Regions from separate parts of the Mus musculus genome. Here all the other regions are linked to region 2. The links are chromatin loops, found by intact Hi-C in ENCODE. Cell type or tissue: left cerebral cortex. All regions are shown on one strand. Links, peaks and the distances in the headings refer to the core of each region. The heading gives the core; the rest is flanking DNA.

Evidence for each region. Hi-C counts contacts between places; a loop is a spot of excess contacts. Peaks named below come from ENCODE experiments on the same cell type or tissue, not always from the same donor. Only the 100,000 strongest peaks of a DNase experiment are listed, where the experiment ranks them.
Region 1: a loop joins it to region 2, with 2.9 times the contacts of the local background. A loop is called at or near these places in 7 of 42 quality-filtered maps.
Region 3: it touches region 2 in a loop (10-fold over the local background); 21 of 42 quality-filtered maps call a loop at or near these places.

The regions. Positions count from the first base shown.
Region 1 is chr3:15,330,769-15,334,536 of GRCm38, forward strand. Gm9733 (predicted gene 9733) reads right to left here and starts at 1,534. Exons shown (of 3, transcript NM_001076679.2): 1 at 1,382-1,534. The coding sequence starts at 1,454. In left cerebral cortex, for the core only: no CTCF peak of the experiment used is centred there; no DNase peak of the experiment used is centred there.
Region 2 is chr3:15,845,992-15,849,759 of GRCm38, forward strand. It overlaps Sirpb1c (signal-regulatory protein beta 1C), which reads right to left and starts at 2,496. Exons shown (of 6, transcript NM_001173459.2): 1 at 2,350-2,496. The coding sequence starts at 2,422. In left cerebral cortex, for the core only: no CTCF peak of the experiment used is centred there; no DNase peak of the experiment used is centred there.
Region 3 is chr3:15,574,598-15,578,365 of GRCm38, forward strand. It overlaps Sirpb1b (signal-regulatory protein beta 1B), which reads right to left and starts at 468. Exons shown (of 6, transcript NM_001173460.1): 1 at 281-468. The coding sequence starts at 353. In left cerebral cortex, for the core only: no CTCF peak of the experiment used is centred there; no DNase peak of the experiment used is centred there.

The DNA.
Region 1 (3,768 bases), core at 579-3,078, 520 kb before region 2:
GTGTGTAAAGCACTTAAAGAAAGAAATAAACAAGGGCTATGGACTTGAAAAAGAGACAGCAGAGAAATGAAGTAATTATATATTAATTTTAGAAAATTTGAAATACAGAAAGCTTCAGGAAGTGTTAAAAGAATCAGCAGGACTATTCTCTTACCGCTACTCCCAGGTGCAGAGAGAGTGTAATGAGGACATTTAAAAATTAAACTTTTATCTTGTTAGACAATATAACACATGAGCCAAAGTGGAACCTGAAGGTTGCTATGCCCAGACCTAAAGCCACGGAATCAGTAATAGAGTCTTCCTCACCACCGAAAAATGAACAGCTAACAAATATTCTTAGGTGAACCGTGAGCAGGGAACACTCAGTGTGTCACTAATCCTGTTTGCTACAAGTAGAAGGAAGGAAAGTTCACTGGAGAAGATTGAGAAGACCAGGGACATGTGGGGACCTGTTATGGATACATTGCTTATACTCTACATATCAATGCCATAATCTCATGTGCCATATAGTGACTATATATGGTGGAGAGTATTTAAGGAGTTAAAATCAATAGAAGTCATTTGGGTGAGTATTAACCCAATGTGATTGGTTTTATTTCAGGAAGTAGAAAATATCCACAGAGAAAGAATGAGGTAAGATAATACATAAAGACAGAAAGAGAAGGTTTAATTTATAAAGTAGAAGCATCTTGGAAAAAATATCTCTGTGGGCACCTTGACTCTGAGATTCCAGTTTTCAGAATTTTGAGGAAATGAATGTCTACTCTTTTGACCACCACACTGTGGTACTTGTTACAGCAACCACAGCAGTAAAATACAGCGTTAGATGAGAAAAATATTAGTACATGCTTGTCATGGAAGCAATAACCATGTGAGAAGACTGAGATCAGTTGAGGGAGGAACTGCAGGCCTGAAGACAAAATGAGAAACCTACGCAAGACAGTATAGTGGCTGAGTATTGCCTAACATGCTTCACCTAGAATCCTGTCAGTGGTCTGCATGTCAGCCTCAGTGTTTCAGGAAATGAGCAGAGAGTACTGAGCTTAGTGACAGGTAGCCCCGTCAGCTTCATTGGCAGTGACTCCTGGCTCTGATGGGCCTAAGAGATACAGTAATTTAAGTGAGATTCTGTGAACCAACTTTTATTAGGTGAAGTATTAGAAATCATGCTTTTTGAAGCATTTTTTAATAGGATGTTCTAGCTAAATGCTGCAACTTATCAACATGCTGAGCAGTGCTCAGGATTCAGGTAAAGACCCGAGACAACATGCTGGATTTCTCTCCTGGTGGCAGTTCAGGTGGTTACCCTTATTTCTGTAGTTTCAATAGCAGAAGATAGTCCAGAAGCAGGAAGATGATGCTATTGTTGTAACATGCTCACCTGTAAGTCCCAGGAGTAGAGTCATGAGCAGGGTTCTGTGGAGAGTATGTGGCCGGAAGTCCAGGTGATGCATGGTCAGGGTTAAGGAGTCTTTTCTACTTTCTCGTGAGGTCGTAGCTTCTGGCTGAAGAGAAAAGATGTACTGTGGCTTTTTCTGCAAACAGGATATGTCAGTGTTATGGAGAAACAGGAACAATACAGGTTATTTTGAAATAGATTCACAGTATTACAAGAAGCTGCAATGGAAGAGTTGTTTTTAACAGTTATTTGCAGAGAAACTCAGATATTTATACTTTAAGTAATCCTTTCTCTTTCTCTTAAACCTGTCTTGGATTCCTGTGGTTTCAAGATATCTTGACTTAGTAACTCCCCAGTTAGAATCCCCAAAAAAGAGTGTTTCCCATACACCCAAGTCTATATATCATTTTCCAGTGCCACATAAAACTTCACAGTTAAGGCCATATTTGTGAGAACAGCTCAGTGCTGGAGTAAACAAGATGTTTTTTCTCATGATCCTTTGAATGTCTTTTACTAATATCCTGATAAATGTAGTCAAAGTGAGACTTAAAGGCCTTTTTTGCATACACAAACATGTAACTTAGTATATGTTACAAATAGTATTAATTCTCAACCAGGCATACAAGAAACAGGCCACTAGGAACATATGTAAGTTTGATAAGGTTTAGAAGGCCTTTTAAACCATCTGAGTGGGATGTCTTTAGTTAATTGGTTTGAGAAAACTCATGTTAATTTTGGACAAAATTATGTTCTAGGTAGGGCATCTTGAACAATAAAATGGATAGGGTTAGATGAATTATAGCATATATGCATAAACTCTTTGCTCCCTACTCTTATCAATGGATATATAATGACTCCATGCTTCAAAATCTTGCCACCCTAATATCGCTACAATGATAAATTATAATTTGGAGTTGTAAACTCAATAAATCCGTGATCTTTTAAGTTGCCTTTGCCAGATGTTTCAATCATATCATCCTGATTTTTTTTTTCAGAGAGGAAATGGGAACCTTTTTTTTTTTTGTTGTTGGATATTTTATTTATTTACATTTCAAATGTTATCCCCTTTCCTGGTTTCTCCTCCTCAAACCCTCTATCCCATCTCCCACCCCTGTTTCTGTGAGGGTGCTCCCCCTCCCACACACCTATTCACTTCTGCCTCACTGCCCTAGCATTACCCTACACTGGGGCATCAAGCTTTCACAGAACCAAGGGTTCCCACCCACTGATGCTAGATAAGGCCTTCCTCTGCTACATATGCAGCTGGAACCATGGGTTTCATTCTTTGATTGATGGTTTAGTCCCTGGGACCTCTGGTGGTCTGATTTGTTGATATTGTTTTTTGCCTATGGGGTTGCAATCCCCTTCAGCTCCTTCAGTCCTTCTCCTAACTCCTCCATGGGGTTTCCCATGCTCAGTCCAATAGTTGACTGCATCAACATCTGTACTGGTCAGCCTCTGGCAGAGCCTCTCAGGAGTCAGCTTTTGACTTCTTTAAAATGGGAACATTTTAATAAGTATATTCCTTTTTCTTCTTTTTTTTTTAATTAGATATTTTCTTTATTTACATTTCAAATGCTATCCTGAAATTCCCCTACACCCTCCCTCTGCCCTGCTCCCCAATCCATCCACTCCTGCTTTCTGGCCCTGGCATTCCCTTGTACTGGGGCATATGATCTTATATTCTTAATGGAGCATGAATGTGTACATCAGTATACTCTGAAGGAAACTGAGTAGATTGCTTCTTGAGACATGGAGAACTAGTTGAAACAAGGATGTCAGTTTCTATTTTGTTAGAAAGAAGATATTTCAATTCTTACTGTGTTCAGATAGGAACTAGGGAGAAAGACGTATAAGGGTCCTCACTAACTTTAGATATGTGCTGGGAAAAAGAGCAAGAAAGCTAATCGTCAAGACCAAATTCTCTCCTATCTAATCCAGGTGTAAGAAATGTTTGCTTTGGTGTTTTAGGGGGTGGAAGAGCTAATCTTGGCTGTGAACACGATACCAGGGTACCTGAGAACAGGAACCTCAGTTGAGAAATTTTCTGCTCAATGCTGCCCTATGGGTATATCTGTGGTTTACTCTTTCCATTGGAAACTTAGGAAGATCTAGCTCAATTTGGGCAATGCTACCTTATGCAGGTGAACCCAAGCAGAATAAGAATGGAACTCAAGCCAGGTATGGTGGCACATGCCTTTAATCTCATCAATCAGACAGAGTCAGGTGCATCTCCCTGAGTTTGAGGCCAGCCAGTAGTACATAGCAAGACCCTGTTAACGGAAAATGAAAATTCCACTTTCATTTAATTTGAATATACTTATTTTCATCATTTGCCAACTTAGCCTCTTGATATCTCGCTTTCATTG
Region 2 (3,768 bases), core at 556-3,055:
TGGCTCAGGCTCTAAGATCAAATATTGACAAATGAGATCTCACAAAAATTGAAAAGCTTCTGTAAGGCAAAAGACACTTTCAATAGGACAAATGGCAACCTAGATTGGGAAGAATCTTAACCAACCCTACATCTGATAAAAGATTGGAAATATTGGGAAAAATCTTTACCAAACCTACAAGTGATTAAAAGCTTATATCCAGAATATAGAAAGAACTCAAGAAGGTAAACTCCAGATAATAAAATAACGCTATTGAAAAATGAGGTACAGAGCTAAACAAAAAATTCTTAACTGAGGAATCTCAAATGGTCAAGAGGAACCTAAAGTAATGTTCATCATCTTTACTTTCTGGGTAATGAAAATCAAAATGACACTGAGATTCCATCTCACAACAGTCAGAATAGCTAAAATAAAAATTCAGGTGACAGCAGATGCTGGCAAGGATGTGGAGAAAAAGAAACACTCCTCCATTGTGGGTGGGATTGCAAGCTGTTACAACCACTCTAGAAATTAGTCTGTGGTTCCTCAGAAAACTGGACATAGTATTACCAGAGGACTCAACTCTACCACTCCTAGGTATACACTCAAAAGGTGTTCAGACTTATAAAAGTACACATGTTCCACTATGTTCATAGCAGCCTTATTTATAATAGCCAGAAGCTGGAAATAACCTAGATGTCCTTCAACAGAAGAATGGTTACAGAAAATGTGGTACATTTACAAAATGGAGTACTACTCAGCTATTAAAAACAATGACTTCATGAAATTCACAGGCAAATGGATGGAACTAGAAAACATCATCCTGAGTGAGGTAGCCCAATCACAAAAGACCACACATGGTATGTACTCACTGGTAAGTAGATATTAGGTAAAAAGCTCAGAATACACACAATAAAACTCCCAGATCATATGTAGCTGGAAAAGAATGAAGACCTAGGTATTGATGCATCAGTTCTTCTTAGAAGGGGAAACAAAATAATCAGGGGAGGTAGATAGAGGGAAGGAGAGACCTGGGAGGGAAGGAGGGAGGGAGGGAGGGAGGGAAGGAAGTAGGAAGAGGAGGAGGAGGAGGAGGTAGAGGAGGAGGAGGAGGAGGAAGAGGGAAAAAGTGACAGGATTGGGTATAGGAGTAGAAATACAGAGGGTCAGGAAAACGAAAGGATATGTGAAGCAACAGCAAATGGAGAACTGGGTGTAGCCAGTTGAAAGTGCCAGATTCCAGGAATGCAAGAGGCTCTCAAGACCCAGTAGGAATGGCATAAGCTGAAATACCCAACAAAGGTGAGAACCTGTAGAGACTATATCCAGAGGTTAGGCACAGCCCCCAGTTGAGGGATTGGCAACCCACCCATCTCAAAAATATTAACAAAGAATTGTCCCTGTCCTGCAGGGATAAAGAATGGAGCAGAAACTAAAGGGAAGGCTATCCAGAGACTGCCCTACCTAGTAATCCATCCCATCTGCAGACATCAAACCTAGACACTACTGCTAATGCCAAGAAGTGCTTGCTGACAGGAGCCTGTTATAGCTGTCCCCTGAGAGGCTCTGTCAGAGCCTAACCAATATGTATGAGGATGCTCACAAACATTGGACTGAGCACAGGGACCCACAATGGAGGAGTTAGGGGAAGGACTGTTGAAGCTGGAGGGGTTTGCAACCCTATAGGTAGAACAGCAATTTCAACAAACCAGAGCTCCCCAATCCCAGAGCTCCCAAGGACTAAACCGCCACCCAAAGAATACACAAGGAGGGACACATAGCTCTAGCTGCTTATACAGCAGAGGATTGCCTTATCTGATATCAATGGGAGGGGAGCCTCTTGGTCTTACGGAGGCTTGATGGACCAGTGTAGGGGAATGCAAGGGTCGTGAGATGGGAGTGGGTGGGTGGGTGGGTTTGGGAGCACCCTCATACAAGCTGGGGGGAGTGGTATAGGGGTTTACAAAGGGGAATCTTGGAAGACAGATAATATTTGAAAAGTAAATAAATAAAATAATCAATAAATAAAAAGAAAGAAAAGAAAAAGAAAAACCTGACAACATACTGGCACCATGCAGGTTATTACTAGTCCTGTTTGAAACAAATAGAAGGAACTAAAGCTCACTGGAGAGGGTCATGAAGAGCAGGGATATGTGGAAAACTGTTATAGATGAATCATTTCTACTCAATGTATCAAAGCTATAAGCTCACATTCCAGTTCAGGCAGTGCTCAAAATTCTGGCTCTATTATGTGAGACAATATTCTTACCTCTCCTGTGACAGTTCAGATAATTAACTGGAATCCTTTACTTTCAATGGTAAGAGTAGCTCTGAAGCAGGGAGATGATTCTATTGTTGGGGCATGCTCACCTTTAAGTCCCAGAAGCAGGATCAACAGCAGGACACAGTGAGGAATGTGGGTCCAGGCATCTAGGAGAAGCATGGTTGGTGTTAAGAACCCTGTTGGGACCAGAATCAGTTCTCATGAGATCTCAGGTTCTTACACGTAGAGAAAGGAAGTATTGTGACTTGTTCTGCATAAAGATCACTTCAATGTTATGTGAAAACAGGAACCATACTGCTTATTTTGAAATAGCTAAACAGTGTTGCATACAGCTTCAGGGAAGGAGTTCAGATTTACCATTTGTTTTTAGAGGGACTCAGATATGCATAACATAATCCTTTCTCCTTCTTTTGACCCTGAGCTTGTGCCATGTTGTCTCGAGTGTCTTGTCTTGGTAACACACCAGTTAGAATCCAGTACAAAAGAATGTTTCCCAAACACCTAAGATACTAGATGTTGTTGATTTGTGTCATATTCTTTTTCAGTGTCACATAAAGTTCTATCTCATATAATATTTGTAAGATCAGCCCAATGCTGGAATAAACCAGTGGTTCTCTGGGAATGATCCCTTGGATGTCCTTTACTGATATCAGTAAATGTAGTCCAAGAGAAACTTAGGAATCTTTTTGCTACACAAGCACAGTAAATTATGTTATAATTAGTATCAATTGCCAACTTCTCACAGAAGAAGGAAGCCACAAGAGACATCAGTGAGAAATTGTTGAAGTCTGACTATATCTTAGCCCATCTGTAAGGGATTATCTCAAGTTAACTGATTTGGGAAAACTCATCTTAATTTTGTGTCAAATATTGTCCTACATAGAGCATCTTGAAGTGTAAAATAGAGCCAGTAGAATACTAGCATGCATGCATTAATACATTGGTCTCTGCTGCTGTCTGTGGATATAATGTGACATCCTGAGTCAAGATCTTGCCACCCTGACGTCTTTGCAATGGAGAACTGTTATTTGGAGTTCTAAGCCCAAAAAAACCCATGATCTCTTAAATTGTCTTTGGCAGGGTATTCAGTCATATCATTTTGATTTCTTCTAGATAGCAAATTGGAACACTTTAGTAATTATATGCTTAATGGAGTTTGAAATGGTAAACTGCAAAGAATATTAAATAGCTTATTTTTGGAGCCAGGGAGGACATAGTGACACAATGATGTCAGAGTCCATTTTAGAAAGAAATAAGATATTTCAATTCTTACTCTATGGAGATAGGAACTAGGGAAAGAGGGGTATAAGTGCCTTCATCAATCTCAGATATGTTTGTAGGTTAATGAGCAGGAAAGCTAAGCCTCAAGATACAATTTATTTCCTGTAATGCATATATAAGAGCTGATTGCCAGATACGGCAATCCTCTGCTACATATCCAGCTGTAGCCGTGAATCCTCCCATGTGTACTCTTTGGTTGGTGGTTTAGTCCCTGCTTATCAGAC
Region 3 (3,768 bases), core at 579-3,078, 270 kb before region 2:
GCAGATTATTATTAGTCCTGTTTGAAACAAATAGAAGGAACTAAAGCTCACTGGAGGGGGTCATGAAGAACAGGGATATGTGGAAAATATTATGGATGAATCATTTCTACTCTATGTATCAAAGCTATAAGCTCACATTCCAGTTCAGGCAGTGCTCAGAATTCTGGCTCTATTATATGAGACAATGTGACAGTTCAGGTAATTAACTGGAATCCTTTGCTTTCAATGGTAAGGGTAGCTCTGAGGCAGGGAGATTATTCTGTTTTTGGGGCATGCTCACCTTTAAGTCCCAGAAGCAGGATCAACAGCAGGACACTATGAGGAATGTGGGTCCAGGCATCTAGGAGAAGCATGGTTGGTGTTAAGAACCCTGTTGGGACCAGAATCAGTTCTCATGAGATCTCAGGTTCTTACACGTAGAGAAAGGAAGTATTGTGACTTGTTCTGCATAAAGATCACTTCAATGTTATGTGAAAACAGGAACCATACTGCTTATTTTGAAATAGCTAAACAGTGTTGCATGCAGCTTCAGGGAAGGAGTTCTGATTTACCATTTGTTTTCAGAGGGACTCAGATATGCATAACATAATCCTTTCTCTTTCTTTTGACCCTGAGCTTGTGCCATGTTGTCTCAAGTGTCTTGTCTTGGTAACACACCAGTTAGAATCCAGTACAAAAGAATGTTTCCCAAACACGTAAGATCCTAGATGTTGTTGATTTGTGTCATATTCTTTTTCAGTGACACATAAAGTTCTAAGTTTGGCTCATAATATTTGTAAGATCAGCCCAATGCTGGAATAAACCAGTGGTTCTCTGGGAATGATCCCTTGGATATCCTTTACTGATATCAATAAATGTAGTCCAAGAGAAACTTAGGAGTCTTTTTGCCTACACAAGCACAGTAAATTATGTTATAATTAGTATCAATTGCCAACTTCTCACAGAAGAAGGAAGCCACAAGAGACATCAGTGAGAAATTGTTGAAGTCTGACTATATCTTAGCCCATCTGTAAGGGATTATCTCTAGTTAACTGATTTAGGAAATCTCATCTTAATTTTGTGTCAAATATTGTCCTACATAGAGCATCTTGAAGTGTAAAATAGAGCCAGTTGAATACTAGCATGCATGCATTAATTCACTGGTCTCTGCTGCTGTCTGTGGATATAATGTGACACGCTGCATCATGATCTTGCCACCCTGATGTCTTTGCAATGAGGAACTGTTATTTGGAGTTCTAAGCCCAAAAAAACCCATGATCTCTTAAATTGTCTTTGGCAGGGTATTCAGTCATATCATTTTGATTTCTTCTAGATAGCAAATGGGAACACTTTAGTAAGTATATGCTTGATGGAGTTTGAAATGGTATACTGCAAAGAATATTAAATAGCTTATTTTTGGACATAATGATGTCAGAGTCCATTTTAGACAGAAATAAGATATTTCAATTCTTACTATATGCAGATAGGAATTTGGGTAAGATGGGTATAAGCGCCTTCATCAATCTCAGATATGTGTGTAGGAAAATGAGCAGGAAAGCTAAGCCTCAAGATACAATTTATTTCCTGTAATGCATGTATAGGAGCTGTTTGCCAGATAAGGCAATCCTCTGCTACATATCCAGCTGTAGCCGTGAATCCTCCCATGTGTATTCTTTGGTTGGTGGTTTAGTCCCTCCTTATCAGGCATCAATAGGATGGTAGCCACTTGTTCCTGTGGGGGCCCAATGACCCAGCGTATGGGAATACTAGGGTGCTGAGGTGGAAGGTGGGTGGGTAGGGGAGCCTTCTCATAGAGGCAGGGGAGGGGGATGGGATGGAGGATTTGTGGAGGGGAAATGAAAGCAGGATAATATTTGAATTGCAAAAGATAAAACAACCAATGAAATGAATGAATGAATGAATGAATGAATGAATGAATGAATCAATCAATCAATCAATAAATAAATAAATACTATTTGATTTGGTATTTCAGTGTGTGCAAATGTTAATCTTGACTGTGAACTCAACAGCTGAAAACAGGAACCTCAATTGAGCAATTTCCTACTTTATGCTGCCCCATGGGTAGCACAGACATGACTAATAAAATGGAGCAAGAGCCATGAAGCCAGCACATATGTTTGACAAAGTCTGGCAAGGCTGAGCCAAAGGCTGTTTTAGCCACTGTGATATCTTTCACCTTGGGTTTCTGAACTCTAATTGCTTCATTTTTGCTACAGTGAAATAATTCTAGTGGAATATGATGTTGTTGTTCTGAAAGCATATGAAAGTTAACTTTGAAAAGATTTTTTTTTTAGTCACATAATGAATTGTCCATGAAACTTTGTCCAGTGTCATAATATTATACACTAAACAAGTAGGGAATGGAAATGTACTTGTGTGGCTGAATTTGTGCCTTCTGTGCCCTTAGTTCTTATACTGAGAAGAAAATATATCCAAATAGTAGGAGAATTACATTTGTATTCATCAGTAACATAACCACTGACAGTCATTGCTCATAGTAAGTCCAACAAAGACTAATGAGCATATCATGTGAGTTCTTTTGTGATTGGGTTACCTCATTCAGGATGATACCCTCCAGGTCAATCCATTTGCCTAGAAATTTCATAAATTCATTCTTTTTAATAGCTGAGTAGCACTCCATTGTGTAAATGTACCACATTTTCTGTATCCATTCCTCTGTTGAGGGGCATCTGGGTCTTTCCAGCTTCTGGCTATTATAAACAAGGCTGCTATGAACATAGTGGAGGATGTGTCCTTCTTACCGGTTGGGACATCTTCTGGATATATGCCCAGGAGAGGTATTGCAGGATCCTCCAGTAGTACTATGTCCAATTTAATGAGGAACCGCCAGACTGATTTCCAGAGTGGTTGTACAAGCTTGCAATCCCACCAACAATGGAGGAGTGTTCCCCTTTCTCCACATCCTCACCAGCATCTGCTGTCACCTGAGTTTTTGATCTTAGCCATTCTGACTGGAGTGAAGTGGAATCTCAGGGTTGTTTTGATTTGCATTTCCCTGATGATTAAGGATGTTGAACATTTTTTCAGGTGTTTCTCTCCCATTTGGTATTCCTCAGGTGAGAATTCTTTGTTCAGCTCTGAGCCCCATTTTTTAATGGGGTTATTTGATTTTCTGGAGTCCACCTTCTTGAGTTCTTTATATATATTGGATATTAGTCCCCTATCCAATTTAGGATAGGTAAAGATCCTTTCCCAATCTGTTGGTGATCTTTTTGTCTTATTGAAGGTGTCTTTTGCCTTGCAGAAACTTTGCGACTTTATGAGGTCCCATTTGTCGATTCTCAATCTTACAGCACAGGCCATTGCTATTCTATTAAGGAATTTTTTCCCTGTACCCATATTTTCAAGGTTTTTCCCTACTTTTTCCTCTATAACTTTCAGTGTCTCTGGTTTTATGTGGAGTTCCTTAATCCACTTAGATTTGACCTTAGAACAAAGAGATAGGAATGGATCAATTCACATTCTTCTACATGATAACCCCCAGTTGTGCCAAAACCATTTGTTGAAAATGCTGTCTTTTTTCCATTGGATGGTTTTAGCTCCCTGGTCAAAGACCAAGTGACCATAGGTGTGTGGGTTCATCTCTGAGTCTTCAATTCTATTCCATTGGTCTACTTGTCTGTCACTATACCAGTACCATGAAGATTTTATCACAATTGCTCTGTAACATATCTTTAGGTCAGGCATGGTGATTCCACCAGAGGTTCTTTTATCCTTGAGAAGAGTTTTTGCTATCCTAGGTTTTTT